Linked DNA regions of Mus musculus: region 1 is linked to region 2. The links are chromatin loops, found by intact Hi-C in ENCODE. Cell type or tissue: heart. All regions are shown on one strand. Links, peaks and the distances in the headings refer to the core of each region. The heading gives the core; the rest is flanking DNA.

Evidence for each region. Hi-C counts contacts between places; a loop is a spot of excess contacts. Peaks named below come from ENCODE experiments on the same cell type or tissue, not always from the same donor. Only the 100,000 strongest peaks of a DNase experiment are listed, where the experiment ranks them.
Region 1: a loop joins it to region 2, with 2.3 times the contacts of the local background. A loop is called at or near these places in 3 of 42 quality-filtered maps.

The regions. Positions count from the first base shown.
Region 1 is chr10:128,822,037-128,824,945 of GRCm38, reverse strand. All of the region lies in intron 1 of Sarnp (SAP domain containing ribonucleoprotein), which reads right to left. Among named protein-coding and RNA genes, the nearest start is that of Sarnp, 1.7 kb to the right of the region's middle. In heart, for the core only: a CTCF peak has its summit at 1,623 (motif pointing right); no DNase peak of the experiment used is centred there; H3K4me3 peaks cover 1,102 bases; H3K27ac peaks cover 781 bases.
Region 2 is chr10:128,743,436-128,746,344 of GRCm38, reverse strand. Dgka (diacylglycerol kinase, alpha) reads left to right here and starts at 2,269. Exons shown (of 24, transcript NM_016811.3): 1 at 2,269-2,549. Gm31504 (predicted gene, 31504) reads right to left here and starts at 1,398. Exons shown (of 2, transcript NR_168573.1): 1 at 1,150-1,398; 2 at 463-1,004. In heart, for the core only: a CTCF peak has its summit at 1,147; DNase peaks (open chromatin) are centred at 1,474 and 2,434; H3K4me3 peaks cover 1,581 bases; H3K27ac peaks cover 1,361 bases.

The DNA.
Region 1 (2,909 bases), core at 261-2,760, 78 kb before region 2:
AGGTTCTTAACCAGAGGTCTATGGACTCCTCAGGGCTACAAGGTAATTTTGTGGTGCCCATTAAATTGCATGCAAAGTATTGTACATGCCTTTTTCTGGGGAAAGGGTCCATACCTTTCATCAGAGTTTCAAAGATATCTGTGACCTCCAAAAGTTTAAGAAGTGCTCTAGAGAAAAAAGCAAAAACAAGCAAATGTGATTAAAGAGTAAGTCCTGCTTACACCCTCAGGACTGCCTTGTGTTCTCTTAAGACTATATACCTGAAATCAGGTCAGAAAACATTAGATAAGTGAGGTACTCAATCAAATGCAAGCTTATTAACTAACAAATACTCATATGGTGGAAGGAGGAACTCCATAAACACATACAATATCCATAAAGGAAAGTCATGGGACAACTGGTGACTTACACCAGGACTTCAAAAGGGGAACAAACAAGAGAATACCCAATAGCCCACTAATTTTTAATCTCTTTCACCTAAAAATTAATTTTCTGTGTATGTTTTATAGCATGTGTAACAGTACAGAACTACATAACTTACGTAGACTAAAAAATGGAGGTAGTTGCTCAATTCTTCCTTATTTGTTCAAGTAATCATTAGAAAACATAATCCATTATAGCTACATCAAGTTAACAGTAATTAGAATAACATAAAAATCTAATAATGAAATTTGAGAGTCCAACAGTTAAGAAACACATTTGCTTTCAAACAATAAAGTCACCTTAACAGACTAAATTATAAGGGCTTTTTCTAAGCACCTTCATTTACAAGTTTTAAAGACAAAAACGCAGCAATTTTTAAGTTTTTTTTTTCAAGATTAAAAAAGTTTTCTCTGTGTGTGTGTGTGTGTGTGTGTGTGTGCGCGCGCGCGCGAGCGTGACACAGGAAACAGGTGCCTGAAGACACTGAGGAGAAAATCCGATCCCCTGAAGCTGGTGTAGTCAGGTAGTTGTGAGCCACATGATTTTGGTGCTGGAAACCAAACTGAGGTTCTCTGGAAGAAAGAGTGTTCCTAACCACTAAGCCATTTCTCCAGACCCAATTATTAACTTTTAAGAAAAGAAAGAAGGAAGGAAGAGTTTTCATGGATGGAGAAATGGCTCAACAGTTAAGACCACAGACTGTTCCTTCAGAGGACCCAGGTTCAATTTCCAGCACATACATTGAGACTAAAAACTATCTGTAATTGTGCAGGTACACAGACATCCATACATACAAAATACCTGACACATAAAATAAATAAATATTTTTTTAAAAATCATCACAATCCAATAATTAAAAACAACTATTAAAAAAAAAAAACAAAAAAAAAACAAAAAAAACCCAAAACAACAACAAAAAACTGGGCATGACAGTTAATGTCTCTAATCCTGACACCTGGGAGACATAAAGGTAGGATCTCTGTGAGTTTCATGCCAGCTAGAGCTACAGAGTGAGATCATGTCTCAGTAAGAACAGTTCTCAGTTTGTATTAAATTTGATTTGTATGAGATTCCCAGAATAAGGTGACCAAAACAACTAACGGTAAAGCTTCTTCTGAAACACAAACAATAATCAACATAGTTTCTTTTTTTAAATTTTATTTATTTATTTTATGTATATGAGTACACTGTATTTATCTTCAGACACACCAGAAGAGGGCACCAAATCCCATTACAGATGGTTGTGAGCCACCACGTGGTTGCTGGGAATTGAACTCAGGACATCTGGAAGAGCAGTCAGGGCTCTCAACCGCTGAGCCATCTCTCCAGCCTCAACACAGTTTCTTAATTCTTCATAAAAGGAATTACTGTCCTTACAGAATAATAATTGAAGGGCAAGTCTACATACAAGAAAAGAACCTCGGGTTACCAAAATGTACAACTCAATAGATCCTGTGGTTCAAGAATGTTATCAAGAAGTGACACCAAGGCATCCTGAAAAGATGTCTCAGTTGTGAAGAGCATTTACTGCTCTTCAGGACCCAAATTATTCTACTCTCAGCACCCACATCAGGCTGCTCAAAACTGCCTGTAACTCCAGCTCCAGGGGATCCAACACCCTCTTCTAACCTCCAAGAGCATGCATCCATCATATACTCACACAGACACACGGAAATAACAAAAATAGACCCAAAAAGGGAGTTGGGGGTGACATCAAGAGAGCTGGGATCCTTCCCAAAGGTTAAAAGGACAAACAAAATCCTAAGGTTTTCAAACATACTTCATACACCTCTCATATTACAGCTATCTACCCTACACGTTCTCTCTCTAGAGGTAGGATAGTCAGGGGAGGGAGGGCAGGTCATTGAGAACCTCCTGAGAAAACTCGAAAAACTTTTAGGATTGATGTGTTTGCCATCTTACAACCTTTTGGAGAAGCCTCTACCCCAGGTTTCCACCGAGAAACCTATCTTAAGGCCTCTCCTCTCCTTGATTTTAAAAATTCGAGTGCGGGGTCTTAACCCCACCTTGTTAAAAGAGAACGGAAGCACTTTCTGGGTTATGTTTGGGACATATTCAGCAAAACATGCAAAAATGCCACTATATGTTAACTGAGGAATTCCAGCTTTGGGACAAGAGGAGTGACTACATCAATCCGTTGGGGGGCGGGGGGGACGGACAAACAAACCATAACTTTGGGTCAGCATGGGACACGGGGGAAGGACCACTGACGTAATGAAGATTAAATGAGAAAGGGGTATAAAAGATAGAAGGCGCTTCACAGCCGAGCAGGGAAGGGTGGCAGGTAATAAAAACAATGAGAAGAACAGGTAACAGCAGGTAAACACCAGGTAACGATAGCGATAAATTACTGAGGAGAAACGAAGTTCAAGGTAGGCCTAAGAAAGGAGGCACAAAACAACAACGGGAGCCAGGAAAGAAGTGTAAGCGGGCGCCTGACAGGAAAACACGTGGAATAAGGCCGC
Region 2 (2,909 bases), core at 112-2,611:
CTGTGGTTTCTTTCTTTCTGACTTGTATGATGTGGTTGATTAAAGAGATGAGCACCTGGAACTATAGACATCAAACACCTCTTCCGTAGATGGTTCTTTGCTTTTCTTCCACCACCCCCACCAACAACTGACCTGAGAATATGGCGAAACACAGATCCAAAATAAGGTACAAAGATGTTACAGTAACTCTGAGCTCCTGCCAGGCAGTGGCACACCCTTTAATCCCAGCACTTGGGAGGCAGAGGCAGGCGGATTTCTGAGTTCGAGTTCGAGGCCCACCTGGTCTACAGAGTAAGTTCCAGGACAGCCAGGGCGACACATCGAAATCCTGTCTTGAAAAACCGAAATAAAATAAAAGTCTGAGTTTCTCTTCATATTCCTTATTGGAAAAATCATATTCCAACCTATGGCTTGTTTAATGTAGGAGAGTCTTTGACTTTATGCAAGAACTGATTCGAAGAGTAGTTTGGGACACAAGTGTTATTTAAACAGAATCTTTGTTTACGGTGATCAAGAGCTAGGAAGCTTTACAGACATCTAGGCACTTGCTTCAGTTTGTGTTTTTGCTTATCCTACAGAAAGAACTAAGAACAAGATCAGGTATAAAGAGACCTTCAAAAGTGTCTGTTGATAGCAGGAGTGGCACACACCAATAAACCCGGTAAACCCAGCTCTTGAGAGGTTGAACCAGGATGGCAATTTCACTGCCAGCCTAGGCTATGTACATACTAAAATCTTGTCTCAGGAAAAAAATCGTTTGTTGGACTGTGAGTAAGGAGGCGATGTAGGAAGGGGAGATAGACTTTGCTAACGGTGACGCATATACTGTTAAGAAGAAGGGTGTGGGGTAGCGGTATAGATCCGTGGTGCAGCACCGGAGAAGCACGTTCCAGGCACTGAAGCTCATCTGCAGCATGGTGGTGACAGTGATGGAGGAGGAAGAGGAAAAATGAAAACAAAAACAAAGCAGTGAAGGGTCAGGATGCAAGCAAACCAGAACAAACCTGAAAAGGACAGCAGAACAGAGACAGGTCACTCTCCGACTCCCGATCTGAATCTAAAGTTTAAATAACAACAGCAGCAGCAAACCCCACTACTCTAGAGAGTTGCTTCAACAGCTTTGTCTCCAAATACTTGAAGACTACTTACTTCTGTTTCCACTAGAGGGCCTTTTGTTTCTTTCGGTTTTTTTTTTTTCTTTTCTTTTCCTTTCTCTTCTTTTTTTTTCTTCTCTCTCTCTCTCTGACCCTCACTGGACCCGAATATATACACACATTTCCAACAAGCAGTCTGCTCTCCCACTCCTTTCTATTCCCAGCTGTAAGAGGATACAATTCCAAGAACACAAGGCTTTGTTGTGCTGCTCCTACTTCAGAGAAGGGTAGGAGGGAGTTAGTCGTGGGTTTGGGGCGGGGCGGGGGATGCAGGATGCCTGGGTCCCCAGTCCCTACCAGTAAATCCCCACTCATTGGTCTCCTTTCCGTTCAGCCTCACACCAACCATGCTGCTTCAAGAGTCCTGACAGCTCCAATAACAGGTAGGAGGAACTGAAAGGCTCTGCCTTCAGACTCTACCTTTGCCCAACGACTTCTGTGCCATCTGCCAAGGCCAGAGGGTAAAGTGCTAGGGTTGGGTATGAAGAAAAGGTGAACACAGTCAAACGTTGTTTTATGCACCTAAATCTCCACCCTAGTCTTAAGGAAAGGATATGGATTTTGAGAGAAAAGGCTGTGCATAGACAAGTCCGAGGCGGAGCTGAGGAACTCGGAGGAGAGGTGGGCAATTATCTCAGGCAGGGTCAAGCAATGTGAAGCCATGTGGAGAAGGAAATGCACCTAGGTCTAGGGTTGTGTGTGAATTGTGGAACTCTGGCCTTGCCTCTCTGGGTTCTCCTGAATGTGGAATCATTGACTTGGGCAGGCGCGTCCAAAGTGATGATTTGGAGATTGGAGGGCCGGCCAATTGCTGACCAGTCGCTGGGTGGTTCCAATCAGCACCCTGACCCCTACCTTGGCTTTCCTGGGAAGGGATGATGGGAGAGGCTTTGACTAATTAGAAAAGAAAGATAGAAGTAGAGCTGCCCCAGGCATGGGAAGACAGAAGCGTAGGAGTGGAGAAAGTGGCACAAACCAGAGCCCTGGAGATACTCTGAAGGCCCGGAGCAGATTGTGTTGGAAAGCTGGCAACAGCGGTGGGCTTGGGCGCGGCAGGAGGGCAGGCTGGGTCGGGGGCGGGCAGTGTGTCGTCAGGAGCTGGGCGGCCCCGCAGCGGCCGCGTCTTCCTAACCCGTCCCCTCCTGTCCAGCTCGGGCTCCGGCGCCCCTGCTCTGACCGTGCGCTCTCTTGGGTCAAGGTAGAGCCCCCGCGAGCCCCGTGCCACTCGCACACTCTCGCACCCGGCCAAAAGGGCAGCGGAAGGGGCCGCCCCACCGACTGGGTGAGGGCTGCGGCGTCCAGAGAAGGAAGCGTTGACAGCTGGAAGCTGCTGCTGGAAGGGTTTGCGCTGGGACTCCGGGACTGCCGTAGCGCTGCGCAAGACGCAAGACCGGGGTAAGCTGCGTTTCCCCCAGACCTTTCCTCCACCCTTATCCCTCTTGCTCACTCGGAGAGCTGGGAAGCTCAGCTCCTGGGAACTCGGAAGAAAGGTGCCTTTTGAAAACCCAAGGTGCCACACGGGTGAAGAAGGGTTCTTCTTTGGCCTCCGATCCTTTCCACACCTGTCACGGGGAGTTTTCTGGAAAAACTGGGTGGGAAGCCACTTTTCAGATTTAAATAAGAAATGAACCTGACTACCGAGGCAGAAAAGTAAATATTATTGGTCATCTCTACAGCCTCAAAAAATACAAGCCCACATCCCCCAACTATGCCAACATCGTAACTTCCTCCTGTACTAGTAGCTACGACACCCTC